Linked DNA regions of Mus musculus: regions 1 and 3 are each linked to region 2. A link is a loop called in an ENCODE intact Hi-C map of the cell type or tissue named here. Cell type or tissue: heart. All regions are shown on one strand. Each heading gives the region's core, and the rest is flanking DNA. Links, peaks and the distances in the headings are about the cores only. Region 1 holds the start of Puf60 (poly-U binding splicing factor 60). Region 2 holds the start of Sharpin (SHANK-associated RH domain interacting protein). Region 3 holds the start of Dgat1 (diacylglycerol O-acyltransferase 1).

Evidence for each region. Peaks named below come from ENCODE experiments on the same cell type or tissue, not always from the same donor. Only the 100,000 strongest peaks of a DNase experiment are listed, where the experiment ranks them.
Region 1: it touches region 2 in a loop (3.0-fold over the local background); 13 of 42 quality-filtered maps call a loop at or near these places.
Region 3: a loop joins it to region 2, with 2.4 times the contacts of the local background. A loop is called at or near these places in 2 of 42 quality-filtered maps.

The regions. Positions count from the first base shown.
Region 1 is chr15:76,079,847-76,089,036 of GRCm38, forward strand. It overlaps Puf60 (poly-U binding splicing factor 60), which reads right to left and starts at 1,100. Exons shown (of 12, transcript NM_028364.2): 1 at 1,004-1,100. The coding sequence starts at 1,027. Nrbp2 (nuclear receptor binding protein 2) reads right to left here. Exons shown (of 18, transcript NM_001358359.1): 11 at 9,019-9,151; 12 at 8,804-8,906; 13 at 8,664-8,714; 14 at 8,445-8,580; 15 at 7,675-7,728; 16 at 7,527-7,590; 17 at 7,385-7,440; 18 at 5,669-7,298. The coding sequence ends at 7,230. It overlaps Gm48952 (a long non-coding RNA gene), which reads left to right and starts at 2,680. Exons shown (of 2, transcript XR_003951572.1): 1 at 2,680-2,793; 2 at 3,780-5,744. In heart, for the core only: no CTCF peak of the experiment used is centred there; DNase peaks (open chromatin) are centred at 785 and 1,105; H3K4me3 peaks cover 2,000 bases; H3K27ac peaks cover 1,989 bases.
Region 2 is chr15:76,349,314-76,358,808 of GRCm38, forward strand. Sharpin (SHANK-associated RH domain interacting protein) reads right to left here and starts at 1,797. Exons shown (of 9, transcript NM_025340.2): 1 at 1,168-1,797; 2 at 742-916. The coding sequence starts at 1,365. Maf1 (MAF1 homolog, negative regulator of RNA polymerase III) reads left to right here and starts at 1,981. Exons shown (of 8, transcript NM_026859.3): 1 at 1,981-2,346; 2 at 3,107-3,239; 3 at 3,333-3,461; 4 at 3,534-3,699; 5 at 3,825-3,946; 6 at 4,028-4,147; 7 at 4,273-4,407; 8 at 4,534-5,065. The coding sequence starts at 3,157. The coding sequence ends at 4,555. Gm35339 (predicted gene, 35339) reads left to right here and starts at 5,148. Exons shown (of 24, transcript NM_001378250.1): 1 at 5,148-5,360; 2 at 5,542-5,678; 3 at 5,820-6,448; 4 at 6,565-6,686; 5 at 6,819-7,518; 6 at 7,611-7,753; 7 at 7,844-8,080; 8 at 8,156-8,246; 9 at 8,385-8,517; 10 at 8,595-8,716; 11 at 8,943-9,003; 12 at 9,168-9,317; 13 at 9,397-9,495. The coding sequence starts at 5,231. In heart, for the core only: a CTCF peak has its summit at 1,334; DNase peaks (open chromatin) are centred at 1,438, 1,908 and 2,418; H3K4me3 peaks cover 2,500 bases; H3K27ac peaks cover 2,062 bases.
Region 3 is chr15:76,506,550-76,516,165 of GRCm38, forward strand. Dgat1 (diacylglycerol O-acyltransferase 1) reads right to left here and starts at 5,445. Exons shown (of 17, transcript NM_010046.3): 1 at 5,006-5,445; 2 at 17-104. The coding sequence starts at 5,232. In heart, for the core only: a CTCF peak has its summit at 5,368 (motif pointing left); a DNase peak (open chromatin) is centred at 5,472; H3K4me3 peaks cover 1,813 bases; H3K27ac peaks cover 1,740 bases.

The sequences.
Region 1 (9,190 bases), core at 1-2,500, 270 kb before region 2:
CAGCGGAAGCAGGAATTTTTTTTTTTTTCTTTTGAAGTTAGCCCTGATGTGAGCAAGACATACTAGATCCACCCCTCACAAGCTGGAGCAAGTGCCCCTCTCCCATTATGAAGGTGCAGTTCCCAGCTAAGGCTGAGGAATGGCAGCCTGTGTGTACTCTACTCGACCCTACCCTACGGCTGGCCTCCAGGCACCTAGGGCTTAAGTGGTCTCAGCCCTTGCTTCATCCCCTCTGAGTGAGGGTGGCGGCTAACAAAAGTCTGGATTGCAGTGGGGTTAGGTCCAAGAGATAAATAGTCCCTGAAGGAACTCCTGGTGGTAGCCATTCAAGGAACATTCCCGACTGACTAGGGCAGAACCAAGTTCAGCCCTTGGAGCGTCCAGCCCAAGACAAGGGGGTTAGCAAAGTCTTATGATGCCCACCCGGACCAGTGACCGAGGCAGGCACCGGCTGTCGGGTTCCCCACAGAGGCAGTGACAGAATGGCTGTTTGAAAGGTGTGGAGGGGAATGGGGGTTGGGAGAGATGCTCTTCCCCTCCTGCGTGTTAACGGAACGGGAAACCCTCGTCTCTGCACCATGGCGCAGAGCAAATGCTAACGGGTCCGCCCCTTCCGCGTCCCCAACACGGGGCGTAGCCGCGCGGGTCTGGAGCAGGCACCAGGACACCCTAATGCCACCGGACGCCTAGACAGTTGTCGCCCAGTCTCGGCAGACAGGACCGCCCCGCGGGGATCCAGCAGGGCAGCTCCGCGGCCGGCCCACCCCGCCCAGCTGCCGGAAACTGGAGTCCTCGAGCCGGAAGCTGCAGTCGAGCCCCAGCCGTGGCCGCAGCCGCGCGCTCCCGCTCCGCCTCCGCCCCGCGTGCCGGGGACCACGGTAAAGTCCGTACGAGGTCCGGGTCGGGCCGCTGCGCACCCAGGGTCCCCTCCGCACCCTGTCCCAGCCGACGACTCACTCCTCCGAGCTGAGGGCCGCCCCCTGGCCGCGAGGGACTCACTTACGAGAGCTATAGTCGCCGTCGCCATCTTGCGTCCGTCGCGGCCGCCGCGCGCGCCACAAGCATCAGCTCCCTCCGCAGTCTCGCGCGATCTGGGCGTCGGACGCGGAAATCTCGCGACGTACGGCATAGCTACGAGAGCGGAGACCGAAACGCATTTCCGGGGCGGAGCAGGCCGTTAATGTACCGGAGGAGGACGGGGCGGGCCGGGGTTTTGGAGTGGCGACCCGGAGAGCCCTCCCCTGGTCGGGGGGGGGGGGGGTCGACATTTTTGAGTCAGTTCCGTCTGCCTCTTTTCCTACCACCCTATTTTAGTTGAGTCCACTCGCTGAAAGCTCGTAGACTGCGGAGACAGAAGACAAAAAGACTGATGCATCGTCCTTTGCATTGTCCATCTAAAGTCAGGAATCCTCATTCATTTTGAAATATGGTCTCTTTCCTAGTGAGAAAATAGCCGTTGACACGAAGATGGCCCCCAAAAGATGGCTCCCCAGCCTGTCCTGTGGTTATTGTCCTGTGGGCATAAATGTGTACGTTAGTCCCCAAGTCCTGAGCTATGTGTAAATATGTAGTTCATCTGGGCTTTGTGGCCGTAAGGCTGCCTGCAAGGCACCAACCACATCTGTAAGCTCAGGCACCTTCAAACTCCACCGGATAGCCATTCTCGTTTTCCACCCCTCGGGTTTTCAGACTTTAATATAGAGATCTTTAGCAAAACATGGCAGAATATTTTCCTCCCCCTCGGTACCCCCTTTAAACAGGAAAAAGCTCTACTGAAAGCAAACCTAAGTGGGCAGAGAAGTGGAATGCTGGGGAGCCAGGGGAGGGCCTTAGCAGGCTGGTGTGTGATGCTTGTGTCTTGAATTCTCCGAAAATGTGCAGATAGTTTAAAAAAAAAAAAAAAAAAAGTAGGTGCCTCCAGACTTCTATCCCTAATACAGGTTACTAGTCGTTCTGGCTCTGCCAACAGTGCCTGGAGATTAGCTCCTCCTGGGAACGAAGCGCTGAGACCCAGCTTAGCATCTCACTCTTAAGCAAAAGTGGCCAGCCAGAATCACCAAGCAGAAGAGCATGAAAAGAAACCAAGACAACAAAGGAAATGGAAGATACCTAAAGATGTTGCATCCCCCAAACAAGAAAATAAAGATCATGAACTTAGATTTCCCCATTTAAAAAAGAGAAAAATTAAAACGGCCAGGTGTTGGTGGTGCACTCCTTTAATCCCAGCACTTGGGAGGCAGAGGCAGATTTCTGAGTTCGAGGCCAGCCTGGTCTACATAGTTCAGGACAGCCAGGGCTACACAGAGAAACTCTTGTCTGGAAAAACACCCCCCCCCCAAAAAAAAACAAAACAAAATCTGCAAATGAGCGATTCGATAAGTTGAAAAATAAAGTTGAGCTATGTGTGGTGGCATATACCTGTGATCCCAGCACTCCAGAGGCAGGGGCAAGGAGAAGCTCTGTGAATTGGAAGCCAACCTGGTCTACCTTTCCAAGTAGTTCCAAGCAACTGCCAAGACTACATAGAGAGATCCTGTCTCAAAACACAAAACAGAAAACCCATAAAGTTGAAAGTTTCAAGAAAACAAGCGATAATCACATTGGCCAATATTCTTCAAGAATTAGAATTAGATGGGCCCACTAGAGACTCTGAAAATACACACACACACACACACACACACACACACACACACACAGGATGTTGAGTGGGCTGGGTCTCACCACCACCACCAGGGGGAACCCCAGGCACCACCCTCTGATAGTGATGGACCTTGCTTTTCAGAAAAATCTTTGGTAAGCTGATAAAAACTCTGAAATGTTGAATCTGTCTTCTCTAGAACTAGCCAGAGATCAGACTGCATGATGACAGTATTTGGCTGCTTTAGGTATCTTGTGAGTCAAAAGTGAAGAGTCAATGGTTTTTAACAAGCACTGCTTCTGAGTGCCTGTTCCAAGCATGGGCAAGGTGGATCTCTGTGAGTTGGAGGCCCTGCTGGTCTACCTTTCCACTGAGTTCCAAGCAAATTCCAAGATAGTCATGACTATATAGGGAGATCCTGTCTCAGAAAAAAAAAAAAAAAAAAAAAAAAAAAAAGATCAGGTTGGCCTTAAACTTTCAGATCCACCTGTCTCTGCCTCCAGTGTGATTCTATGTACCCCTGCCAGCAGCTGATGGAACAGATGCGGAGACCCACAGCCAAACGGAGCCTAAAATTGGAGATTTGTAACCACAGAATCAGCTAAGCTGGCCTCACAGGGCCTATGCTAGCTCCTCTGCATAAATATTATGGTTGTTAGCTTGGTGTTTTATGGGACTCCTAACCATGGGAATGGGGGTGTCTCTGACTCTTTTGCCCGCTCTTGGGACCCCTTTTCACCTCCTGGGTTGCCTCATCCAGCCCTGATATGAGGGTTTGTCACATCTTGTTATGCTGTGTTGGGCTGAGATCCCTGGGCGGCCTGCTCTTATCTAAAGGAAAACAGGAGAGTGGGTGTGATGGGGGAGGGGGAGCTGGGAGGGGTGGAAGAGGAAACTGTGATTGAAAGCAAAACAAAATTAAATTAAAAAAAGAAAAGAAAAAAGTCTTCACTCTGCCCTTGAGCCCTCTCAGAGCAGCTAGCTCCTGCCCGTGCTTACCCATAACCACCTGGTAAACAAATGTAAAACAATAGAAAATACAAATTCAACATCTCAATAATTTATCTAGGAGACAGGAGAGAAATCAATGAACAATTCAAGAAAATGTCATCTTTTTCTTTTTTTTTTTTTTTTACTGTAGCAGGTCACTGATAATTTCCAAAACACTAGGCAAAGAAAGAATGAGGAGAAACAGAAGAGCTCTTACACAAAAGGTCAGAATTCCGAAGCATGGCAATTCCTGGAACTAGAAGAATGTAACATGACACCCTTAAGTCCTGAGGAGAGAATGCTTTCAGCTAAACAAACTTCTCACAGTTTCACACGTCTAAGATTCGAATAAGGATAAACAGGCAAAGATTCCATAATTTCTCATCCATTCTTCTCTGGGAAGCTTCAAGTGGGGGTAAGTGAAGAGGAATGCATGGGTCCCGGAGAGGAGAGAGAGGCATGCGGACAGATCCTGGTGCAGGGCAGCCCACACTGAGGACTGAACCACAACACAGGAAGAGGCAGCAGGCTCACTCAGTGGAGATCCAGCAAGAGAAGGGTAGTCAGTTGGGCTTGGTCCTAAATATTGAGAGGAGCCCACAGATGAATTAATGGCAAACAGAAAGTAAGGAGCAGAGCTGGGGAGTGGCTCAGCAGTTAAGGGGGACTTGCCACCAAGCCTGATAATCTGAGTTCAACCCCTTGAGCCCAAATGGTGGGAAGAAAAAAAAAAAAACTAACTCCTACAGGTACAGGTTGCTGTATGACCTCCTTGTAAGCTATGGCACACACCACAACCACCACCACACACACACACACACACACACACACACACACACACACCCCATTTAAAAGAACTAAAAAGGAAAATTATTAACTTCAGAGAAAACAAAAAATTGTGCAATACGGAAAATATAGTGTAGGACACGTTGTCCTCTGCTAAAACCTACGCTGATGGAACTGTAATACTCATCACCGATGCCCATCAAAGTGGGGTGATGCTGGGGCAGAGAGTGGGCAGGTGATTAGCCCTACAGACTGCCATGTGGGGGCACCATGGAAAAACCAGTAAACAGGACTAAAAGCGCGCTTGTGGGGGCACGGTGGCACATGCCTTTAATTCCAGCATCATGTGAAAGTGAAGCAAGCCTGGTCTATGTAGTGAGTTTCTGGCTGTGATGACTATTCCTGGTTGTCAGCTTGGAATGAACTCCAATCCAGAAAAGGAGGGTACACCTGTGATCCAGATCTTGAGGCTGGAAAATACAGGCTTCCGACTGGACCCTGACATGCAAGTTGAGGCATAGTGACCATGGAAAGCTTAGGTCCAGGTAAGGTAGCCTTTAATCCTAGGAGACTGAGACAAGCAGATCTCTGAGTTCAAGGCCAGCCTGGGACAAAGTAAGGCCAGCACATCTGTTAGAGCCTACTTTTTCAGGACTCCAGTTTATACCAAAGACTAGCTGAAACTAGTAGCCTTCTTGTGGGTCTGAGCAACTACTAGATTTTTGGATTTCCCATTCACAGCTGACCATTGTTGGGTTAGTTGGGGCTACAGGCTATAACTCATTACAATAAATTCCCTTACTGTATAGAGACATTCAGTAAGTTCTGTGACTCTAGAGAACCCTGACTAATACATAGGCTGAGGCTAAGAGATTTGAATTTTTGTAAAATCAGGGTAGATTGCATTTGCTATTCACTATTGACCCTGCCTGGCAAGCCAACTTTTAAAACAGTATGTTTGCTGTAAGGCATGATGGTTCACACCTATAATCACAGCACCAGCCTGCTATGGATACTGAATTCTAGGCAAGCAGAACTGAATAGCAAAACTGTATCTCGAAAGATAAGCTGAACAGCCAGATGGTGACGCATGGCTTTAATCCCAGCACTTGGGAGGCAGAGGCAGGCAGATGTCTGCGTTTGAGGTCAGCCTTGTTTCCAAAGTGAGTTCCAGGACAGCCAGGGCTACACAGAGGCAGAAAAGAAAAAAATAAAAAAAAAATAAAAAAAAAACAAACCAAAAAAGTACATCACTGATGTTTTCAAATTCAGTTTAATTACCTGTACAGTCTGTTGTGGATTTTAAAAATAAACTATGTCAGACCATGCATAATCAGAGTTCATTTAATTTATTAGATGTCCCATGACAAATCTGTTTTATTTTAGGTCTTGGTTTCGGTTAAGATGGCATGGTAGGTACCACAGTAACAACACCCACCGCCCACGGCTGTTCTCCAAGCACCAAAGCCCAGGATGACAGCAGAAGGAACTGCGCAGGTGTGGTTCATCTATAGACCCTGAGAAGGGGATCATCCTCGGTTATCCTGGTGGGTCCAACCTACTCACAAAAGGCCCCAACTCTTCCCAGCAGTGGCAAGCCAGTCAGCTAGCCCAGGACAAAGATTCAACTTGACGCTGCTGGTCTTGAGGGGGGAGAAAGAAGAACTAAGAAAAGTTGGTGGCCTCTAGAAGCTGAGAGGGGTTCTTAGTTGGCAGCTGTTGAGAAAATAGGGATTTCTGCCTTACCATTGCAGGGAAGTGAGTTCTGCCAATAGCTTGAAGGAGCAGGAGGTAAGTCCCAGCTTCCAGAAAGGAACTTAGCCTGGGTATTAATCTAGTGAGAGCCTGGATCACACTTGATGTACAGAACTCTCTCTCTCTCTGTGTGTGTGTGTGTGTGTGTGTGTGTGTGTCGTCTCAAACCACTGGGTTTATGATATCTGTTAACAGCAGCAATGTGGAACTATTCCTAATACAATAGTGAGCTTTCCTGGTTTCATACACAAAGTGTTTAAAAAGGACCGTGACTGCATTACATTTATATATGCATTTAAAAAACGTTTAAGACCTGGTTTGAAGTTGGGAGAGAGGCAGTTCAAGAACCAAGGAAACCAGGGTGGCTCTGAGGGGAAGCGTTCATCAGGACTTTGAAACCAGTAAGAAAGAGACAAGTTGGGCTGGGGAGAAAGAGGGAGCCAGGAACCCACATCCTCAACTCAAACACACAACTTCCCCAGGGAGGGAATGTGGAGGATGCCTGACCCCTGAGCCCCTAGGCCAGAGGGATGATGAATAGAAAGATCCTTCCCAAGGGCTTTGGGGAGGACACAGGTCCTGGTCTCAAGAGTGTGGAAGATCAGAAAGAGGGCTCAAGGCAGGTCTGCAAGGGATCAGGACTGGTCTGAGCAGGACCAAGGAATTCCCTGGCCATGGGTTCAACTCCAAGCTATCTAGTCTACAGTTCTCCAATCAGGTCAGGTCTGGTCTGCCTGATGCCCAGCACTGTGACACCTGAGTTCAGGCTCCTTCCCTAGGTTTCTATGCCACCTGAAGGCATGGCTGTTGTCTAGTACCAGATGGAGCGGTTCCCCTAACTGACCTGTATCCACTCTCGTCCAGGCTCAGGGCTCCATCACCACCCCAGGGTCCCACACTGCTGCAGAAAGCTGGGGGGTGGGGGTGTCTTCACTAGCAGGGCCTGTGTTCAGTTCCAGGGAACACAGGCAGAAGGCAGCTTTGAGCAGTGTGGGGGCTCTTTGCCAAGTGGACAACCCTGAGCCCCTGTATCTCTGCTGGGCCGTCAGGACTGGGAAGGTCACGCTTGCGTCCCTCGGTACTTGAGAAAAGTGGTCTCCAGAAAGGCTGCTAGCTTTGTCCTGTCATCCTGCAGTGGATGAGTAGGGAAGCATGGTAGTACCGGGCAGCTCGGCAGACCCTGCACCTTTCCACACCCAAAGCGCACCCGCCCACCTCGTGCAGGAAGCCATAATGCACTAGTTCAGCAGCGAGGTCCTGGGCACTGTCCGCTGAAGAGAGAACACAGGACAAATGAGTCATGGCACTAGCCAGTGCCTGAGCCTCAGCCCACCACCTGACCCCACTACCAGCCTACTTGGGAGCAGATCATAGGTCAGCTGCCGATGTAGCCGGTCCTCAAGCACCAAGAGCAGAGTAAGCTGCAGACGGAAGGGCGTGGTCAGAGCGGCGCCAGAGTTGATTGGTCCCCATCTTCCCTAGTCTCAACCAGGCCCCTTGCTCACGTGCCACCGAGCCTTGTCCTCGCTTCTTTCCAGGTTGCACTGCATCTGGACCACCTGTGGGCAGGGAAGGTGTATTAGCCACAGAGCACGGCTTTACAGAGGAGCCCAGAAGGAGCAGCAGAGACCCAAAGATGGTAAATGGTCTCCAAGGGAAGTCGGAAAAGCACGTCTTACTGCACCAGCCCTGAGTATTAGGGAAGCTTCCAAGACAGCCTTCGGTTTGGGTCCTGAATGATGAATACAATGCCAGAGAGGGGATGGGGGAGGCAGAGAGACAGAAACAGAAAGAGAACCGTGGAAAGCAAAGAAACGCTGTGCCCCGCAGGGTGTGACTGTACAGAAAACCAAGGTGCCACCAGGAGGAGGACAGGAGGCTGGGGCTTAGGCTGATTTCCACTAGTTCTCTGGGCAGGCCATGTAGACTACTGGCAATTGAATTTAGGGTGTATTGAGGAACGAAGGAAGCTATGAGAAGGGAGACCGGAGCAATGGCTCTGGATCCAGACGGGGAACAGACGTAGCCAAAGCCTCTGGAAGAGAGCATGCAACCGGATGGGGGAAGGACTGTAAAAGCAAGAAGCCTCTGGGGAAATGATTGTGTCGGTCCGGTTCCAGCTTCCACAAAGGGGTCAGCTTGGATTTGGTCTCTGGCAGCCTGGGGGAGAACGGGGATGGGGAGAGGCGGGTCCCCAGAGAAAGGCATCCATTTCCATTCCCTGATTGTGGTCAACTCCTAGAGACAGCACAGTACAGCAGGAGGTGGGACTCACCTTCCTGGTCTCCGAGTCAAAGGGTTCTGGCGTTGGAGTTTTGGCCTTTTGGGCTTCCTCTGGGGGTGGGGCCAACACACGGGGAAGCCCCAAGGGCCGAGCAGCCGCAAAGTTCATCAGTGGATAGATCCCGTTCCTGGGGATAGACAAGGGGGTGGGTAGCTAGGTGGGGGCTCAGGCCTGATAGTGCTTTTTCTTCAGTCTCATGCCAGCTCTCACCTGACATCCTCTAGGAATTTGTCCAGCTCCAAGAAGGAGACCTCTGAGTACCTAGAATGGTGTGGAAGGTACATGAGAGATGTCAGGGCAAAGCCTAGCCAAGCAGCTAGGAAGGGAGGCTCCGTTTGGCCACTACTCACCGCCACTGCATTGGGGGTCCATGGGGCTGCGGCATCTCAGCCAAAACTGCATGGAGGTCCATGGCCTTGGTCTTTTCCTCTACCACATTCTCAGGCATGAGGTCTGTGAACGACACAAGTGCTCATGGGGATGGACCCAACCTAAGGGTCCTGCAAAGACCCTTCCACTACCTGACCCCAGGATCCTGACCCACCCCGGCCCTTCTGCCCCTCACACTGGTGCTGGATGAAGCAGTGAGCTGCCAGCAGCTTCAGCGAGTGCACCTCAAAGAGCACTCGGTGGAAGAGGAGGTTGTGGGCTGAGGGTCGGCGGGCAGGGTCCCGGGCCAGGCAGGAGAGGATGAATTCCTAGGTTGTAAACAAGAAAGACAGGTGATAGCTGGAAAA
Region 2 (9,495 bases), core at 1-2,500:
CACTATCTACATCAGTGGTTCTCAACTTGTGGGTTTCAATGCTTTGGGAGTGGAATGACCCTTTCACAGGGGTCACCTAAGACCACTGGAAAACATACTTACACATTACAATTTATAACAGCGGCAAAATTACAGTTATTAAAGTAGCAATGAAAATAAATGTATGGCTGGGGGCCATACTGTATTAAAACTATATTAAAAGGTTGAAGCATTAGGAAGGTTGTGAACCACTGGTCTACATCCAAGGCCCTCTTTTCTCTATGCTTCTCCTGGTGACTTTGGGTGACTTCTCCAACTCCCAGTCTTTACCTCTCCAGAGTCCCAGCCATGTCCATGCTTTTCCAAGCAGGCACTGGATATAAGCCTCATACTAAGTGGTTCTTCTAGCTCAGTCATAATCACTAACTCTTCCATTTGAACAACCACAAGACCTATCAATTCCATCTCCTAAGATCCTCTGGCCTCCTTTAGCCTTGTCTACACTGTGGAGTTTCTATCTTTAAGTCTCTGTTGTTTTTCCACTGAATACAATCCCATTTTCCTTAAACTCTTAGTCCTGCAGCAATGCTTGCTCTTCTTTTTCTTACTTGTCTGGTACTGGGGTCAGCTCTTGAACCTCTTATTTCTCCACTTCCTTCCTCTTGGAAGCCTTCCTAGGTGCCCAGCTTTTCCATCACTACCCCCAACCTCGACCAGGTGGCCCGGACATATTCAAATAAGCATTTATTTCACAACACTGACCATTTTGTCCTTCTGCGGTGGCATCTCGCACCAGTGCTGCCCACTGCTGTGCTTCCTCGGGGTCGAGGAAGTGCACGCTGAAGGTTCCAGGACCTCCAGGGGGAGGCTGCAGCTCGTGTTGGTTAGGCCCACGGACGGTGTAACAAATAGCCTCCAAGGGCCATTCTAAACTGACCTGAACAGGGAAGAGTACTCGGTCGGTGGTTCCTCTTCGTTACCCACACGAATGTGAAAGGAAAAGGAACGAGGTAATCTTTACGGCTCTGAACTTTTCTCGCCTGTTATCTTACCAATTCCTCACAAGATTTGTAAATTAGGTATCAGCATTATTCCCACTTTTACAGGCAATCAAGAAAAATAACTGCTTAAGGACTGTCGTCAAGGTAATCGAAAGAAAGTTGATTCCAGAATCGGGCCCACACTCACCGCCCCAGGCTCGGTGCCTAACAGTCCTAGCCGGAAGCGTCCAGGCCGCTCAGGGTCCGCTATCAATTGCAGCTTCCGCGGCTGCGCTTCGGCATCCTGTCCAGCGCCCAGGGGCCTGACCGCCGCGTGCACTGCCAGGAGCACCACAGGTGAGGCAGGGTCTGCAGCCACTGCCGCACCGCCGGCGGGCGGCGACATTTCTGATCCGGCGGAGTCCTGACTCTCCGAGAGTGCTTCCGTGATAGAGAACTGTCGAGTACTTCCGCCGGCCAGAAACTCGGACTGTGAGCCTCGGTTCCGGATGCCCCAGAGCTTGGAGAACAAGAAGGACCCGATGCTGCGCACTACCAGAGCCTGATGGCTCGCTAAGCGATAGGAATGGTCCCAGATCTCCAGGCACGGTCCGGCCAAGCTAGTCACCTTTCAGCAGGACCCGAGACAGTGTCACAGACCGGTCACCGGTCACAAAAAGAAGGCAAGGATGAACTTTTCTTAAAGGTTCGAACGAACGACAGCTGCTGCCCTACACAAGACAATACCAGTTCCCGGAAGGAACCAGGCACCAATGCACACAAACACACATAAGCACAGCAGAGGCTCTTCGTAACCGTGGACCACTCTAGGAAGAGGGTTGGCTCCTGGGGGCGGGGCGGGCATGGTTCTAACCAATCAACACCAAGAGGGGAGGCGGGTTCGTTAGCGAGTGCGAGACAGACAAGCTATGCAGCCAGTAGAAGTGGAAGGTGAAGCCGAGTGGCGGAGGAGTCCACCAATAAGGTTTCTCGTGGTCTGGCCCTGTGGTTAAAGTGGACCATTCAGAGGAGTGGGGTTGGGCCCGTCGGACGCTTGTTGTTGTCGGGTCGGGGGAGGCGGAGGTCGCTGTTTCGTTCTCTGGCTGGTACGATCTCGGCGGTCCGCGGCAGGTTGGTCGCGAAAGCGGGCGTTGCAGGGGGGCGAGGCTATGTCGCGGCTGCAGCCCGTATGGGCCGGCAGGGCCTGGAGTAACGGGACGTCGCCGCGAAGCTTCTTCCCCCGGATACAGTGCGGCCCGAGTGGAGGCCGCGGCGCCGCCCTCCAGTCCTGAGGAACCCGCGCTGCGCAAAGCCCGCGCCGCCGTCACCTCGGCACCGACACTAAACAACCCGTCTACCCTGGCTTGATCTAGCCCAATTCTGGCAGGTGGGTGTCCGCCTTGTGCGCCAAGCGGTCCGGGCTTGCGGGAACCACAGTCCCCGGCGGGCCTCGCGCTGCTGCAGTGCCTCATGGGACTTGTAGTTCTTATGCTGCTTGGGGCTGGAGCGCCTCTCTTGGTGCACTGCCTCCTGGGGCTTGTAGTTTCCCGCTACGAATCTGCTGGTACCTCTAGGCTTGCAGGGCAGCAATGCCAGGAGACCACTGGCCTGCGCCAGCAGAGGTGGTGTGTCTGCCCATCCTACACACTTCGACGTACGAAGTACGAATTAGGCATACTTGCAAATAGAATTGAAGAATTCATGGGTTTCCTCCTCTTGACAGGAAGCAGTGAAGCAACCCATAGAACCCGGGAGGAGCACCCATACAGGTGACCCTCAAGGCTTGAAACCCCAGATGCCCCGTTCCGAACCGGATAGCAGGTTCTTATTGAGGACCTTACAACAGTCTGAGGATGCCTGCAGAATGTCAATGGAGTAGGAATGTCGAGAGTGGGTGGGGCCCCCAGCCAGCCCCAGTATATAGTACTTGAGATTGAGGTAGAACCTGGACATGCCATGCTCATGCATAGGATCATCTCCCTGTCAGCCAGTGCTGAGTTCTCAGGGGCAGGTAAGGTGAGGAAGATGAGCTCCATGGTGGACTCAAGGTTAGCTCGAGCTGCAAACAGTACTCTGCTAGTGGGTGGAAAGGCTGAAAGTGGAGCCCTTTGGAGCTAGGTAGCCATGCTGGCTTCCCACATTCCCAGGTAGTGCTGCCCTAATCCCACTGGCACAAGAATCTCCCTTCCCAAAGGACATGAAGCTATTGGAGAACTCCAGCTTTGAGGCCATCAACTCACAGTTGACAGTGGAGACTGGAGATGCCCATATTATTGGCAGGTGAGGCTGGAGGCTCTGGGGATCAATCTGTCAGAGATCACTATCGTGGGCCTCGGGGTTAGCATGCTTCATGACTCTGCCTGCGTTCTTTAGGATTGAAAGCTACTCGTGTAAGATGGCGGGAGATGATAAACATATGTTCAAGCAGTTCTGCCAGGAGGGCCAGCCCCATGTGTTGGAGGCACTGTCCCCACCCCAAACTTCAGGCCTCAGTCCCAGCAGGTAAGCTGAGGTGGAGACTACCTTCTGGGGTATGTGGGACAGTGGGCAAGGCTGACATTTTTCTCTGTTCAGACTGAGCAAGAGCCAGGGTGGTGAGGATGAGAGTCCTCTGAGCGACAAGTGCAGCCGCAAGACCCTCTTCTATCTGATTGCCACCCTCAATGAGTCCTTCCGGCCAGACTATGACTTCAGCACAGCCAGAAGTCATGAATTCAGCCGAGAGCCAAGCCTCCGCTGGGTAAGGATGAACAGAAGGGCCCCAAGCCATGTGGTCCTTCTCATTGCCATCCCCACTTGGTGTGGGTTCTTGGGCTCTCCCTGCTGCCCTGGACCCTTGTCACCCCTGACTGTCACCTCCTGTAGGTGGTAAATGCAGTCAACTGCAGCCTGTTTTCAGCTGTTCGTGAAGACTTCAAGGCCCTGAAGCCACAGCTGTGGAATGCAGTGGATGAGGAGATCTGCTTAGCTGAGTGTGACATCTACAGGTGGGCTCACGTCTTTGCAGCTGGGCGTGCACATGTGTATGGCAGTGGAGACCTCATCCCTCTGCTGTTTTCTCTTTTCAGCTATAACCCAGATCTAGACTCCGACCCCTTTGGGGAAGATGGAAGCCTCTGGTCATTCAACTATTTCTTTTACAATAAGAGACTGAAGCGAATTGTCTTCTTTAGCTGCCGCTCCATCAGGTTGGTACTTTGCCACCTCACCTTCTCCAGTTCCCTCTTCAACTCAGATCATTCCTTAACTGGGTCTACTCTCCCTGGGGCAGCCTGGGAAAGGAGATCCTAAGTCCGCTGTCTCTCCCATCCAGTGGCTCCACGTACACACCCTCAGAGGCAGGCAATGCACTGGACTTGGAACTGGGGGCAGAGGAGGCTGATGAAGAGAGTGGAGGTGGAGGCGGTGAGGGCAGGGCAGAGGAGACCAGCACCATGGAGGAAGACAGGTGTGGTGGTGGCTGTGGCCATGGACTATCCTCGGGAGCCTGGAATGGGTGGGACAGATCAGGGTTCCTTCTGTCTGGTCTGGGTGCTATCTCCTAAAGGCCTACTGTGTGCCAACTTCTGCCTAGGGTTCCAGTGATCTGTATGTGATGAGAAGAAGCAGAGGTCTCAGCGTCATCCAGCTCTGACCAATCCCTGGACCTGTCTACCTGAGGAGCTCCAGAGCTTCCCCAGATGCTGGCTATGCCTTGGCACTGACACCGTCCTGGCGCTGCCCAAGGCTATACCTGTGTAGCCCTTTGGATTCAGCCTGTGGATGTCCACTCATCCCTGCAGGCTCCTACTGCCCATGCTGTGGCTGGATTAAACAGCACGGGGTCTGATAGAAAACGGGACTGCTCTGCACCAACAGCCTGTCACAGACAGGACAGCTGGACCACAGAGTTTATTTTTGTATTTCTTATTGGGCCTGTACACTCCAGCTCTAAGGGCCAGTAGTTTGAAGCCCTATAAGTGGTGCCCAGTGTTCATGGGGTCTGGTCTTTGACCGGCCTCTGGTGCCCACTTTTGTCTCCCACTTTACCAGGTGGGCCACATGCACTGAGTGTCACTTTGCTGCAGCTCATTTGTTTCCAATAAAAGTTTCTGTGACTTAGATGGAACCTGGGAGTTTGTGGGGGCGGGGCCTGCGTCGTGGGGCGGGGCCTGCGTCGTGGGGCGGGGCTGGTAGCTTTGGTATCTTAGCAACAGCTGCTGGCTGCTTTTCAGTTACTTAAGTCTCAGAGCTGTTACTATCTCTCACCTCTGGGACTGTCTGTGGTAGACATGGAGGACAGGCTAATAGAAACAGGCAACCTCTATTCATCAGAGGGTGACCACTTACCTCTGGATGTAGACATTTATGATCATGACATCTATGATATCCCAGATCCTGGGGTGCTCATAGAAAAAAATGGTGAGGGCACCTAGCATTATTCGGGCACCCCTCTAGAAAACAGATGTTCCTCAGGCTTTATCCAGTCCTCAAGGTGTAACTTCCCTGGGCAGTCCTTGACCCAGCATGACCCTCAGAGGAGGGCTCCTTGTTGCTTGGGGCACAAGGCCATGGTGACAGTGCATCTTCTACTGGTTTACAGAACTGGGTCTGTTGGGGGGACCACAGGTCCCGCATCTCTTTACCAATAGTCAGAGATGGCAGAATATGTCACTGCGTCGCCGTGCCAGACTGCTGTGGCTACACCTACGTGCATACCTCCACGACATTGTAGAAAAGGTGTGGTTCTCTGTGAGGTTTCCACTTGGGCTCTTCCCTAGAGATACTGGGCCCTGATTCTACTGGTCCTTATGAGTTTCCCTGGCAGAAGAGCTCGTGCCTCCATTGCTCACACGTACATCTGTCTACTCTGGCCTGCAGGAGAAGAGAGCAGAGCTGCGGGTCGCTCGCATGACACATGGGCTGGAGCCACTGCGTCACCTCGAGGTGGAAGCTGGACTGTGCTCAGTAGCGCAGGATCCAGTGGGTGAACGCTTCATGGTACTAGATGGTGAAGGTTACCTGCATCAGCATACGAAGGATGGCTGGGAGCAGGCAAAGTTGAAGCCTCCTGTCATACTTAACGGGCTTGTGACTGTGCCTGGCCCTCTGGGAGAGATAGGCCGCTTTGTCGGCTGGGGTCCAGCTGGACTAAGCATATTAGGGCCAGACTTCCACCTGCTCTGGCTAAGCAAGCCACGGGTGAACAAGTCACTGGACCAGGAACCTTTTTGCTGTTTACCAGTGCCCAGCCTGAGTCTGTTGATTGTGGCCCAGATGGGTGGCAGCCTGGAGCTCTGGAAGTTCCGTTCAGGTGGTCGCTGTCTGGTACCCTGTGGTTCACCTTTGCGGCCACCACCCGGCTTGTCTGGCTCGTTCAAGTGCCTGGCCCTAGGGCTGGAACCTGACCACTGCAGTTGGCATTGCTTTGCTGCCTATGGCTCGGCGGTGCTCACTTTTGATCTGGACGACTGGGCTCTCATAAATGTTAGCCAGGATCTGCATAAAACGTGAGGGGATTCGGGACAGGTGGATGGGAGGCAGATCCCCTAAGGACCCACAGACGGGCTGAGCTGAGTCCACTGCCCCCCCCACCTCCCTCCCCACCCCCATTCCCCACCTCTAGCATCATCTCAGATCTGGATTACTGTGAGGAGATGGACGCCATGGTTACAGCTTCCCGGGATAGTACTGTGAAAGTGTGGGAGGCTGACTGGCAGATCCGGATGGTGTTTGTAGGACACACAGGTATGTCAGGCTGGCAGCTTTTGCAGCCCTTCTCTTTCTCATCCTAAGCTTGCCCCTCTCCAGTGTTGGCTACATCCCAGGAATCCCTCCTTAAGCTATGATGTGCCAAAATGACCTTCACCTCTCCTGCAGGTCCAGTGACAGCTATGACAGTGCTCCCAAATAGCACGCTGGCAGTGTCTGCCTCACAGGACGGGACAATTCGCACATGGGATCTGCGGGCCGCAGCTCAGGTAGGAGAGGTAACTCTCGGTTGCTGGACCGAAGACATAATCTCTGAGAAAGTGAGCCATTTGCTGGCTCCTGCAAGTCCTGGCTGGCCGGTGCTCTCTCTCTGCTCAAAAAGCATAGAGCTATGGCGTGTGCGTACCCTCTATTCACCATTAGCACAGCTCTCCGCACCAGTGCTCCATATACAGGTGGCGCCAGTGCTACCAGCGCCAACTGATCCATCTCTGCCTGCTCGCCTTGTATGCGCCTGCGCAGATGGATCGGTCCACCTGGTGTCTGCTACTACAGGACGAACTGTGAGTTCACTGCTGTTGGAACCGGAGGACTGTGCAGCTGGGGTGGCTTATTGTTTGTCTCGAGAAGCGTTGTGGGTGCTAACACGCTCAGGGCACCTAGTGCGCGCCAATGCCGCACGCTGCCCGATGGTGGTGGTACACCGCCTGCGTCCACCTCCACCTCCAGCGCCGCAGCCCTGCTGCCTGCACCTCTATAGCCATCTTACAGATTCTCGAAGTGCATTCGCTTGCTGGGAGATTGTGCGCCAGAATCAGGGTGACATGCTCCGCAGTGCCATTGCCTGGGCCTGGAAAAATAAGAATAGGTGAGCACTACCTCCATCTGAGGCCAGTTAAGGCCAACTGTGGCTGACTTAGGGACAGAGCCTTGGCCAACAGGCTCCATCACTTCCCACAGGTTTCTTCCGGTGATGGGGCACTCAGATGGCACACTGTCTGTGTTGGATTGGCGCACATCAGTAACAGTCTTTCACACAGAAGCACACAGCCCAGGACCAGTGACTGCTATTGGGTCCACCTGGAGCAGCATTGTGACTTCAGGTTAGTACCTTCTCTCCCTCAAAGATGGCCTGGGGGGTGGGGGCTCCTGCACTATCCTGAAGTCCCAGCCCTGGCTCCTGCCACCCAAAGGTGGAGACCTGACAGTAAAGATGTGGCGTGTATTCCCATACGCTGAGGAATGCCTGAGTCTGCTACAGACCTTTTCCTGTTGCCACCCGGTGGTGATGCTCTGTGTCCTGGGGAAGCGCATCACTGCAGGCTTTGAGGATCCAGAGCGTGCCACCTATGGCCTGGTGCAGTTTGGCCTGGGTGACAAAATGCGTTGTGACCACCGACCGCAGGATGACCCTATGGACCATATCACTGGTGAGCATGGAACGGAGCCAAGGAGAAGCCCGTGCCCTCACCCTCAACTGCTTCCTAATCTTAGTTCTGCCCTAGGTCTGTGCTGCTGCCCCACCCTTAAGATATTTGCCTGCTCCAGCCTGGATTGCACCATCCGAATATGGACCAGGGAGAACCACCTGCTGCGGTGGGCTGGGGCCATATGGTGTGGGGGCAGCTAGTGGCTAGAGGGCACCCAGCGGGGCTCTTCTAACCTCTGCTTCCCTGTCCCTGCCCCAGATTCCTACTGTTTGAAACAGTGGCTAGATCTTAGGTACTCTTGCAGGCTCCTGCAGCTTGATGGTCCCCCTCAGGCCCTAGCCTTCGCCAGCAACTATGGAGACCTGGTTTTCTCACTAGGCTCCCGCCTCCACCTGGTGTCCTATTCGACCTACTTACCTACATCCTATCTAGTTAAGGTATATAGTGAGGTCAAGATAGGGAAGGTGGGACTGGCTGCTGCGTCCTGGAAACGAAGCTCTATCTGCTTCTTCAGAAATTGTGTCTGAAGGCCTCTGATGTGATCAGTGACCCACCACTGCCACTCACCAGCAAGAAGCCACTGACTTCCAGCCAGTTGCAGAGGCTTGCCAATCTACGCGGAGCAGCGAGCCTCAGGTCTGCTGGCAGGTCTACTTGGCTGCAGTGGCAGCCTGGGGCAGCAGGGTTTGCATAGATAGCTAAAGGCCTCTTGGGAGTGTATGAGTTCTCTACACTCCCAAGTCCCTCTTGGGACTATGGGGTGTTACCACATTCTCAATCCAGGAATCTTTTCTCCTGGCTACGTCTCACTCCAGCTTCTGACCTATCCCAGAGTCTTGCCTTTGTTTGTTCCTATCTACAGCGTGGCCTTGCCCTTCGGCTATTACAAGAGATCAGAACCTCAGCAGCCAGTGTTGAAAAAGGTAATGTAGGTCCTGACCCTTTGCCAGTCCATTGCCCACCCATGCCCCATGCCCAGTCTCAGGCCACAGTCTCTCAGACTCTGGCCTGGGACCCTAATAGTTGCTTGGGGAGCACATGGCAAGTCTTCAAATAGGCATAGGCCGACCACCGATCTCCACCTCAGGACTTGGAGACTATCATAGCCCGGGATCAAGACCTTCAAGAACTGATACAAGGACTGGTGGCCCCAGCAACTCGGCCCCCACTAACCTTGAAGCAGCGCCACAAAGCCTTCGACAATTACTTACGTTTGGTCTATGGGTCTGACCTGATGGTAGGTATGAAATCAGGCCCAGGCTCTGCCAGGACCTTCACCTTGTCTGACACAAGCCTCCTGTTCTTTCCTGTACCAGGACATAAACCCGGAAAGGGAATCCCAGCAGTGGGGCACTTCAGCCCTTTCCACAGAGAAGGAGTCATCGGACCAGGAGAGCCAGCCTGGACCTGTCATG
Region 3 (9,616 bases), core at 4,349-6,848, 160 kb after region 2:
CCACAGTCCTACTCACCAGCATCACCACACACCAATTCAGGATACCACGATAATTGCTGAAACCACTGTCTGAGCTGAACAAAGAATCTTGCAGACGATGGCACCTGGCAAAAAGGAGACAGGATCCTGCCCAGTAAGCAAAGACGAGCAGGAAAAGGACAAACCCACTCCTGCCCAGGTATCTTTTCTGCCAAGAGTTCACTACCATTGCACACAGGAAGAGGACTCAGACAAGGCCATTCCAGTGGTTATGTAGCTACAAGAGGAGAAGGTCTCAGAATCACATAGAGACCTTTCCCTCTAGGCAGTAGAAAATATTCATTACAGGCAGAAGAGTCTAGACAGGCCTCTGTGAAGTTTGAGTTCCCCAGAAACCAACTGCAGTCAGGCTCTTGGGCCACGAAGATAATCTACCTGGGTATCTGTAGACCTATGTGGATCTACCCAGTACTACTACAGATTGCCTAGTCTGTTCATTGTAAGAACATTCTCCTGACATTTAGACACATAGGCCCAATATAATAGCTGGCCAAGTGCCCACCATTAATGTACATTTCTTACGAGCAATGATTTGGCCCTCTATCTGCATATTAAGTCTGTGTCCCTGACTTTGTTCAGGGAGATTACTGGGACCTGACAACAGGGAAAGCCTCAGAGCTCCTACCTAGTGGTAGGATACAGGGCATCCAAATAGACCCTGTATGTAAAGAATACCAAGCCTGGCAGAGTAAGACTGTGTGACTAAGATAAAGCCCAGACTCAGCTCCTGGCAATCACAACAGGAAAAACCCAGAGCCCTAGTCCCAGTAACTAATGCCCTCACTCACACCAACTATGGCTCCACCTTGCCCTCCAGCTGCTGTGCCACCAGGAAGCCACACAGAATTGAGCAAGACCTAGATTTTGTAAGCAAAGAGGCTAGGGCCTCCCCTTCCCTCTCACCACATACACCTCTACCCTGGGGCATCTGATGAGGAGCAGGTCAGGAAACCTATTATAGGCACCATCCTACTGAAGCCCTTTTAGGACTGACCTTGTTAGTGACCCTCAATAACAAGGGACAAGCCCTAGCTTTAGTTAGGGTTGGAATTCTGACAGCCCTCTCCAGAAGAAAGGTCAAAGAGGCTGAGGGGCAGTGCCAACAAATTCAATCTTTGCTGTCAAGACTAAGATCTAAAAAAAAAAAAAAAAAAAAAAAAAAAAAAAAAAAAAAAAAAAAAAGAACAAAAAAACACACACCTTTGATCCTAGCACTCAGAAGGCAGAGGCAGGCAGATCTCTGACTTTGAGGTCAGCCTGCTCTACAGAGTTCTAGGATAGCCAGGGCTACAAGAGAAACACTATCTTTTAATTAACTAATTAATTAATTAATAGAATTGATATCTACTTGGCACCTAGCTCCATCTACACTAGCTTCTGGTCAGTAGGAAGATAGTCACATCCTTCTTAGTGTCCGTGCCATGCTACAGCAGCACCAAAGTGAGACAGAATCCCAACACCACTCTCAGCTGTCCATTTCCTCGGGACTAGGCTTCCAGCATCTAACACCAGGCCCATGTGATACAAGCCATGTGATATGACTGCTGTATCTCTACCTTGAATCCCTTTTCTCCCCAGATCTGGTGGCTGCCCTTGTTTGGGGTATTCACTGGCTTGATGTAGCTGCCTTTAAGAGGCAACCCCATGAGACAAGCAGGAAGGCATCTTCCAGTCTGTCTACTAGACCTCCCCACCAGTCCCCCTCCCCCACACTGAAACCCTGTGGTTGCAGCATATCCCAAAGCCTCCTGCCCCCAAAACCTCATGGCTGGCCTCTGTGGCACAACCCACCACTGCCTGCACATAACCAAAGCCATTTCACAAGACTGACCTCTCTCCCCTTTGGGTAACCAAGGAAACCATGCTGCTTTTTCTATGCCCATCTCCAGAATGAGGACAAAAGTATAGAATGGGGTCCTGCTTTCCAGAGCTAACTGCAAGCAGATAATTTTTGTTTTTTTGTTTTGTTGTGTTGTGTTGTGTTGTGTTTTTAGGAGACATGACCTATGTAGGCCAGGCTGGCCTTGCTTTTCCTGCCTTAACCTCCCAAGTGCTGGTATTGCAAGCATGTGCCACCTGATGGGACACCTTGCCTGGTGTAGCAGACAAGATCCTAGGAGGTTTTTTGGTTGGTTGGTTTTGGGTTTTTTTTCCCCAGGGTTCTTCTGTTGGGCTTCCAATTCCTTCCTCAACTGTCCACACTGGTGTCTTGGGTCCTCTTCTCCCATCCATCATCTTGAAGGCAGCATTCCTACTGCCCTGCCTCCACCCATGCCACTCCCTCCCTCCCTAGGCCAGAGATATCTGTCCCAGGTTGATGAGGAAGCCCCCATCAACCATTGCCTGCAAAGCTCCGAGCCTGCCACTGTGACCAGAAGCTAGTAGGCTGAAGGGCAGGCTGCAGAAATGGCCAGCAGGGAAAAGAGGAGCTGGCTACATGATGACAGCTGTTTTTGCCACCCTCTCACCTACTAAAGAGCCTGCCTGTGTCCTGTGCCTTCCAACTGTCTTACACTCACTCCGAGACTAAAAGGACACAGGATAGCTGGCCCTCCTTCCTGTCTTATGGTAGGTCCTTTACCCAGGCCTACTCGAGTTAACCACAGAGAACAAGGAAGAGGTGGCATCCTCTCTTGACTCTCCTACAACTCCACATAAACACTGTAGAACAAGAATAAGCCCATCCATACACACATGCCAAGATCTGTGCCACACTCAAGGACCAACCTCTAAGTATGGGCTTCATCTAGGGACCACACAGTTCAGATCTGACCCCAAATAGAAAGGAAGGGAATAGAATGCCAGCTCCTCTTCTAGCTGACACCTGACACTTCTGTGCTGCTCTCTGACCCAAGCCCTGGGTTACAAGAGAGCAAGCAACTCATAATTCCTAGACCATGCTACAGAGATGTACAAAAGATAATCAAAGACAAATACCTTGGGAAAAACCTACCACCATTAAGGTCTTGCCTTGGGTGCCATTCAGTAGACAAAACGCACAGCCTCACCTTGCCATAGGATAGAAGAAATGAGCTGACATCCAGAACCTGGCTCAATGGCCCTGCTTAAAGTGAGCAGGAAGTACTAGGGAGGGGAAGACACAGAAGCTCAAGGAGTCAAGAGGAAGGGTGAGAGTTGAGCTGGGCTGCCAAGAGCAACAGCAGCAGGGGGAGGGGGAGCTGGCAAGGGAAGAGCTGCAATAGGCTGAGCTACAGGCCAACTCCAAGAGGGCAGGCAGAGCCTGGCCCACCAATGTGGAGGGATGGAATCTAGCTCCTCACCTAGGAGGCTTCCGGCCCTGTGACATCCCCAACATGGATTGAGGCCCACTGCCCACTGGGGGATGACAAACTCCCCATCCCCATAATGCAACATCCATCTATGGAGGAGAAGGGGCCACAGCACAGACCCTTTCCACACACATAGACATCTTTCCTAGCTTGCACAAGCCTCCCACCGGAGTACACTGAGTTCAATGGTCATCAGGAGGTGTGACTGTTCTCTCTTGCCTATCCCTGCATAGTAACTTGGCCTACAACTGAGACCTCAAAGATAAAAAGATACTTTCCCCACTGCTCCAGAGGTCATACTAGCCAAACTCCTGACTCCTAAAGGAAAGGACAATGAGGGCATTCAGAATAGGGGATTGTTAGGATCACAGGACCTTAGGACATAGGACCCTTAACATCTTTTCTGATGCAGCGGGCACCTTTAATCCCACCACTTGGGAGACAGACACAGGTGGAGCTGTTTGAGGCTAGCCTGATCTACAGAACTAGTTCCAGGACAACCAGGGCTACACAGAGAAACCCTGTTTGTGTGTTTGTTTGAGAGAGAGCGCACACACACAACATCTTTTCAGGTGGAAAATGGGAGGCCAGCCTCTCTCAAGACCAGCTTTGATTTACAGAAAATCATGATCCCTCTAAGGAGGGCCAACCTCCTCCCCCACTCTTGCCTCCAAGGCCTCCTTACCTGACCTTTGTTCATAATATGCCATACCTGCCTCACACTGAAGTTATCTTATCTCCTGGGTGAACTGTGAACACCCTAGGGCAGCTGGGGCGTGGGGGGCACCGTGCCCACTAGAAAAAGATTGTTGATACAAAGAGAACCAGACTTTGCCACCCTAGATAGCCACTTCCTCCAAGCCCCTCAGGTACTTCCTAACCCAGAGCTACTAAAGGGTCCCATGATGATCACCAAAAAGAGTCTCAGGGCCGGCTTTGTAGGAGACAGTCTCCATTTCTTCAGCTAAGCAGGGCCTCTCCCATAGGTGTGTTCATACCAAACCTCTCTCCGGTACTCCAACCACGGGATGAAAGTCTCACTTAGTAGTCAGCTCTGCCCCTATAGCCCGAAGTCATTCTGGTAACATAAGCTGGGCTTCCTTCAGGCCCTCCTACTTGCTGGAAGAGGGGTGAATAAGCCATGCAGCCTGTTAGTACTAGAAAGCTTCCTGTACTGTCCTCTGCCCCGAGCAAACGCCCATACCCATCGCCTCAAACAGGCGTGTGTCCTCTGGAGCCTCTAGCAGCCTTCTCTACCCACAGGACACCCCTCGTAGTTTTTGCAAAGGTAACTCTTCATCATAACCCTCCCTGGAAAACATCAGCCTCCTTCCACTGAAGAAAGCCCATTCATCTCCACCCCCCACCCCCCCGGGGCTCACATTTCCTGCTACCCACTCCTCAGAAAGGACCTCAAGGGACTCTGCCTCAAGGTGTGCTTACTTTCCTAAGCAATATGGAAAGGGGGCTGCTGCCCACTCCTCTACCCAGACTCCCTGGTCGGCTACACGACCACACCTGGGTGACCTTGGCAAGTGACCCTCTCCCCAAAGCCCGTGTCCCAGTACAGCCCCAGGGGAGCCCCGGCCGCGTAACTCGCAAAGCTGTGGCCAACTTTTAAGAACTAGGAGCGTCACTGGAGAGGTCAGATGTAAGGGGATCAGGCACTCCGCTACCTCAGATCCCAGTAGCCGTCGCCCACGCTGGTCCGCCCGTCTTTGTCCCGGGTATGGGCTGGAGCCGGAGCCGGAGCCGGCGCGTCACCCCCGGCGCCCAAGTCGGGGCTCACAGCCGCGTCTCGCACCTCGTCCTCTTCTACCTTGGGCCCACTACCACCCTGGACGGAAACCCGCGAGCCGGTCCTCCGACGCCGAGAGCTTCCCGCGCCTCCGCGGTCGCCCATGGCTTCGGCCCGCACCTCGTCGCGGCCCAGTCGTGCTCCGCCGGCTCTCAGCGCTTGGAGCCCGCGGCCCCGCCTCTGGACCCTGAGCAACGGCCTCCGCCGCCGCCCCCTGCCGGCCTCCGTAGCCGGCGCAGCGCACGACTACCTCTGCGACGCTGAGGCTGCGATGCTGCGGAGCAGCTGACTGGCTGTGGCGTCAACTGGAGAGTCCATTTGTAGTCCGAGGCCGAGCGGAGGCGGAGCCTAATCGAAGACGCGGAGCACGCTGGGAGTCGCGGGAGCAGAGCGCGGAGCCTCCTGGGAGTTGAAGGCACCGGGAGCTGGTGACGTATAGCACTCTGGGAATTGCAGTCACAGGCTGGCAGAAGCAACTAGTGTGCAGCTTGGCTGTGAACTTCGGTGGAAGAGGTCCGAGGTGCTGTCTCACTGCGAGGAGCAAGCGGGAGGAGAACTGCCCCGGCTCCTGGCTCCCTGGCAGCTACGCACTTCCTCTGACCTCTTGCTTGCCTCTTGTCCCACTTATGTAAAAACATCCTTTCGTCATCCCCAGCAGCGGTTTGAGTGTAGGTCATTTATGAAACTGCGCTGACGTCTTGCGGTTCCAAATCCATTTTTGAGCGCACAACCGACAGACTTATCTGCTCTGGCAGCATCGTTCTCCGAAAGATCCCTAGCTGCTAGGCAGGAACCAGTTTAAATGTACCTTGGAGCACATAGCCTGTCAAAGGATCAAACTGGAGAAATACCCAGCTTCGCATTACAGCAAATGTGTGCAACTGCCCAGTTAGTTAAAAGAAGCAACTCACCAGTCACCATGGCCTCTTCCTCTACCGCCCCACAGTGCTGTCGAGGGCCCGACAAGCAACGTGCCTGATTTAGACACCGCCGTGCATACATTCTAGACCTGAGGAAGCACCTAATTTCCTTCAGAAACACTATAAAGGACCAAGGAGAATAGTGGCTTTCTCTTCTGGGGAATAGCAGGCCTAAGAAGCACCTCTATAGGACAAGGTTGGTAGCCTCTCCTACAGGATGCTACTAGTCTTCCTATTAAGCTCCCTCCACTTCTGTAGTATCCACTGACTCCTTCCCTCAGGTCACACTTTCTTCACGACACATCTCATGATGAGCAATCTGGGCTGCCCTGCCGGTGGTGTCTTTGTACATATGCAGAGAAAAGCGAACCCAGGCTTGGACTTTTGTGGATCAGAGCCAACCTGGTCAGTGTCTCCGAGCATTCCTTTGTTGCTGGCCCAGTCTTTCATCTGGTCCTTGGCAAGGCAAGGGCTAGGTCTTTGTGAATAGTGACCCCAAAAGGAGGCAGAGTGAAAGAAAAAGTCTCTTTGGGAGCCTGAAGTGAAGGTAAGTCGTGTGAGCTCTGCCATGCCTTTCCCGCTCCTTCCTCTGTTAAGTGAATACGAGGCTTCCACATTCTCCTGGGCTAGCACGTTGGCTACACCAGCTTCCAGTTTGAAACCAAAAACTAAAAGTGGAAGGTTGAGGCCTAGGCTGCCACTAAAGCCAGAGATGAATCCACACCATCCAAGAGAATGAAAGTCCTCCTTGGAGACAGCTATTCATTGACATTCAGCCTTACAGCTGTCAGCCTCCAAGAGGCCATGGGAGTGAAGAGACCAGAGGATGACCAGAGCCATCAGGAAGGATGGTTCTATGGAGACCTGTGCCAAAGAGATGGCACCGATGTCAGAGTTCCAGGGCCTGATTCAAGGAGGAAAGGCTGGAATGGATGATTGCGATATGCAGACAGCTTCACTGTTGAAATTTAACGTGAGTGGTGGCACACGCCTTTAATCCCAGCACTCAGGAGGCAGAGGCAGGCAAATTTCTGAGTTCGAGGTCAACCTGGTCTATAGAGTTCCAGGACAGCCAGGGCTACACAGAGAAACCCTGTCTTGAAAAAAAAAAAAGTGTGCAGACAGGGCTGGTGAGATGGCTCGGCAGTTATGAGCCCTGGCTGCTCTTCTGAGAGGTCCTGAGTTCAATTCCCAGCAACCGCATGGTGGCTCACAACCATCTATAAGGGTAACTGATGTCCTCTTCTGGCATGTGGGTGTATATGCAGCAGAGCACTCATACAATAAATAATGTTTTTTAAAAATTTAATTTTAAAAAAAAGTCACAAACAGCTTCAGGCTGAACCCAGCACCCTAGGATTACAAGCAGGCCAAGGAAAACCTGCTTCGGAGAGTTTGCAGTGGTGGAGAAGAGGGCTCATCAAAACCCTCCAGGAAGCTGTTTCCATTCCTTTTGGCCTACTAACATAAAGAAACAGAAGCGGGGACACACACACACACACACACACACACACACACCACATGGTGGCTTGCAACCATCCATAACAGAAAATCTGATGCCCTCTTCTGAAGTGTCTGAAAACAGATACAGTGTGCTTACATATAATAAATAAATAAATAAATATTTTTTAAAAAAAGAAAAGAAACAGAAGCAATCAAGGCCCTGAAACTGTGGGGTCCTCTAGAAAGTAGGAAGATACAAGACTTCCTGTATGCCTTTGCTACCACCAAAAAAGTGGTGTTTGGGTGGGTGGAGACAGTACTATGTGAAGACAGTCCTAGGCTATTTGTTCACCCACAACTGTTTATCTGAGCCTTAGGCTCCTCTTCTACAAACAGGAAATCTCTTACTGAGCAATGGTGGTTACAGGCCTTTACAGGAAATCTCTTACTGAGCAATGGTGGTTACAGGCCTTTACAGGAAATCTCTTACTGAGCAATGGTGGTTACAGGCCTTTAATACAGCACTGGGGAGGCAGAGGCAGATGAATCTCTGAGTTCCAGGACAGCCAGAGAAACCTTGTCGATCTTGTTCCAGCTAGGGACAGTGACAGTTAAGATCCTCTGTGGAGAGCCTGATTAACCATTTCTCCCAGTCCCAGATGTGCCTTCATTCCTGTTGTTACTGCTGTCCCAGCTTCCCAGAGAGCATGTCCTCCACCACTGGGATAATTTCCAAGCTGCTGGCACATAGGACATGACCTGCTGCAGATACGTCTCTCCCTTTCGACATGAATGGAATCTGAGTGAGTCTGCCTCCTGTTCTTGCCAGGATGTGGGCAGTTGGGCTGGCTCTGACCTAAGACTGACCTAGTTTGGTGCATCAAAGTTTTTGAGCCACTCAACTCACACCTGCTGACCTGCTTGCCAAGGGTCATTGCTGGGTGAGCCTTCCACCCTCACTCCCGTGGCTGCTCTAACTCTCTACCCAGCACAGCCTTGCCTCCTATTTCCTCTGTTCTCCTTGTCTAGAATCTGAGGGCTACTTGTGGTTACAGAAGTGCCTCTCCTCCTGGGAATCTTCATACTGGCCCAGCCTAGCTGTCTAGCAGTACAAGAGCACACACCCACAGTTTAGGGGTCTGTGAGAGACCAACTCTTTTAAGTTCAGACTCCATTTTAGAGCACCTGACCTAAGTTTGAACTCTGGTAAACTGGCATAAGGTTCCAAGTTACCTCCCAACAAGACCTATGCCTCCAGGTTATTCCCCCAACAAGACCTGTGCCAATTTCAGTTTCCAGGCTACCCCCCCCCAACAAATCTGCATCCCTGGGTTACAAGCCCACCCCTGCCTCACAACAACCAATGCAGAGGGAAACAGAAGTATATGAGTTGACTCCCAGCCCCAGCCAATTATGCTAAAGGCCATAGTAGCTCTCCAATTAGATGCTTGCCAGGCCAGAAACACCACCACCACCACTGCCACCCTTGACTGCCCCCTGCCCCCGCTTGCTGCTTTCTACAAAACCTTGCCCTGATAGATGCTTGGGGTTCCTCTCTACCAAAATTGTCCTGCACAGTGTTGGTGGTGGGCTGAGCCTGAGCTAGCTTAAATAAAGGCTCTGGTGTGATTGCATCGGATTGGCTCCTCTGACTGGTCTTTTGGGGTTCACTAACACTTGCTTGACACTGGATGAGAACAGCGGGCCTCCAGGAGAGGGGCTACACCCAGCAGAGGCTTCTACTGTCCCATTTGCTCCGACACCATCTCGGAGGATTGTAAAGAATGAGGGAACCAGAGCTGTTGATGCAGCTGCAGAAGTACTAAGGAAAATAGAGCAGAAGCATTCCAGGCCAGCGATTGCTTCTAGATCAGCTTGGGCAGGAGCTAACTTCCGGCTAGCTGCCCAGAAGCTACGTGGCCCCTGAATACCTGAGACAGAGCAGAGTTGATTGCCCCAGGTCAATCAATGACTTTGCCTTCAGACAGGTGTTCCACTGGCTCTGCTGGCCTGACTGACTCTCTCCAGTAGGAGAAAGGCCAAGGCCTGTTCTTCTTCACTTGGGATTTCAGCACTGATCCGAGCCTGCAGAACCAGGAATTCTCCCCTTAGACACCCTCCAATAC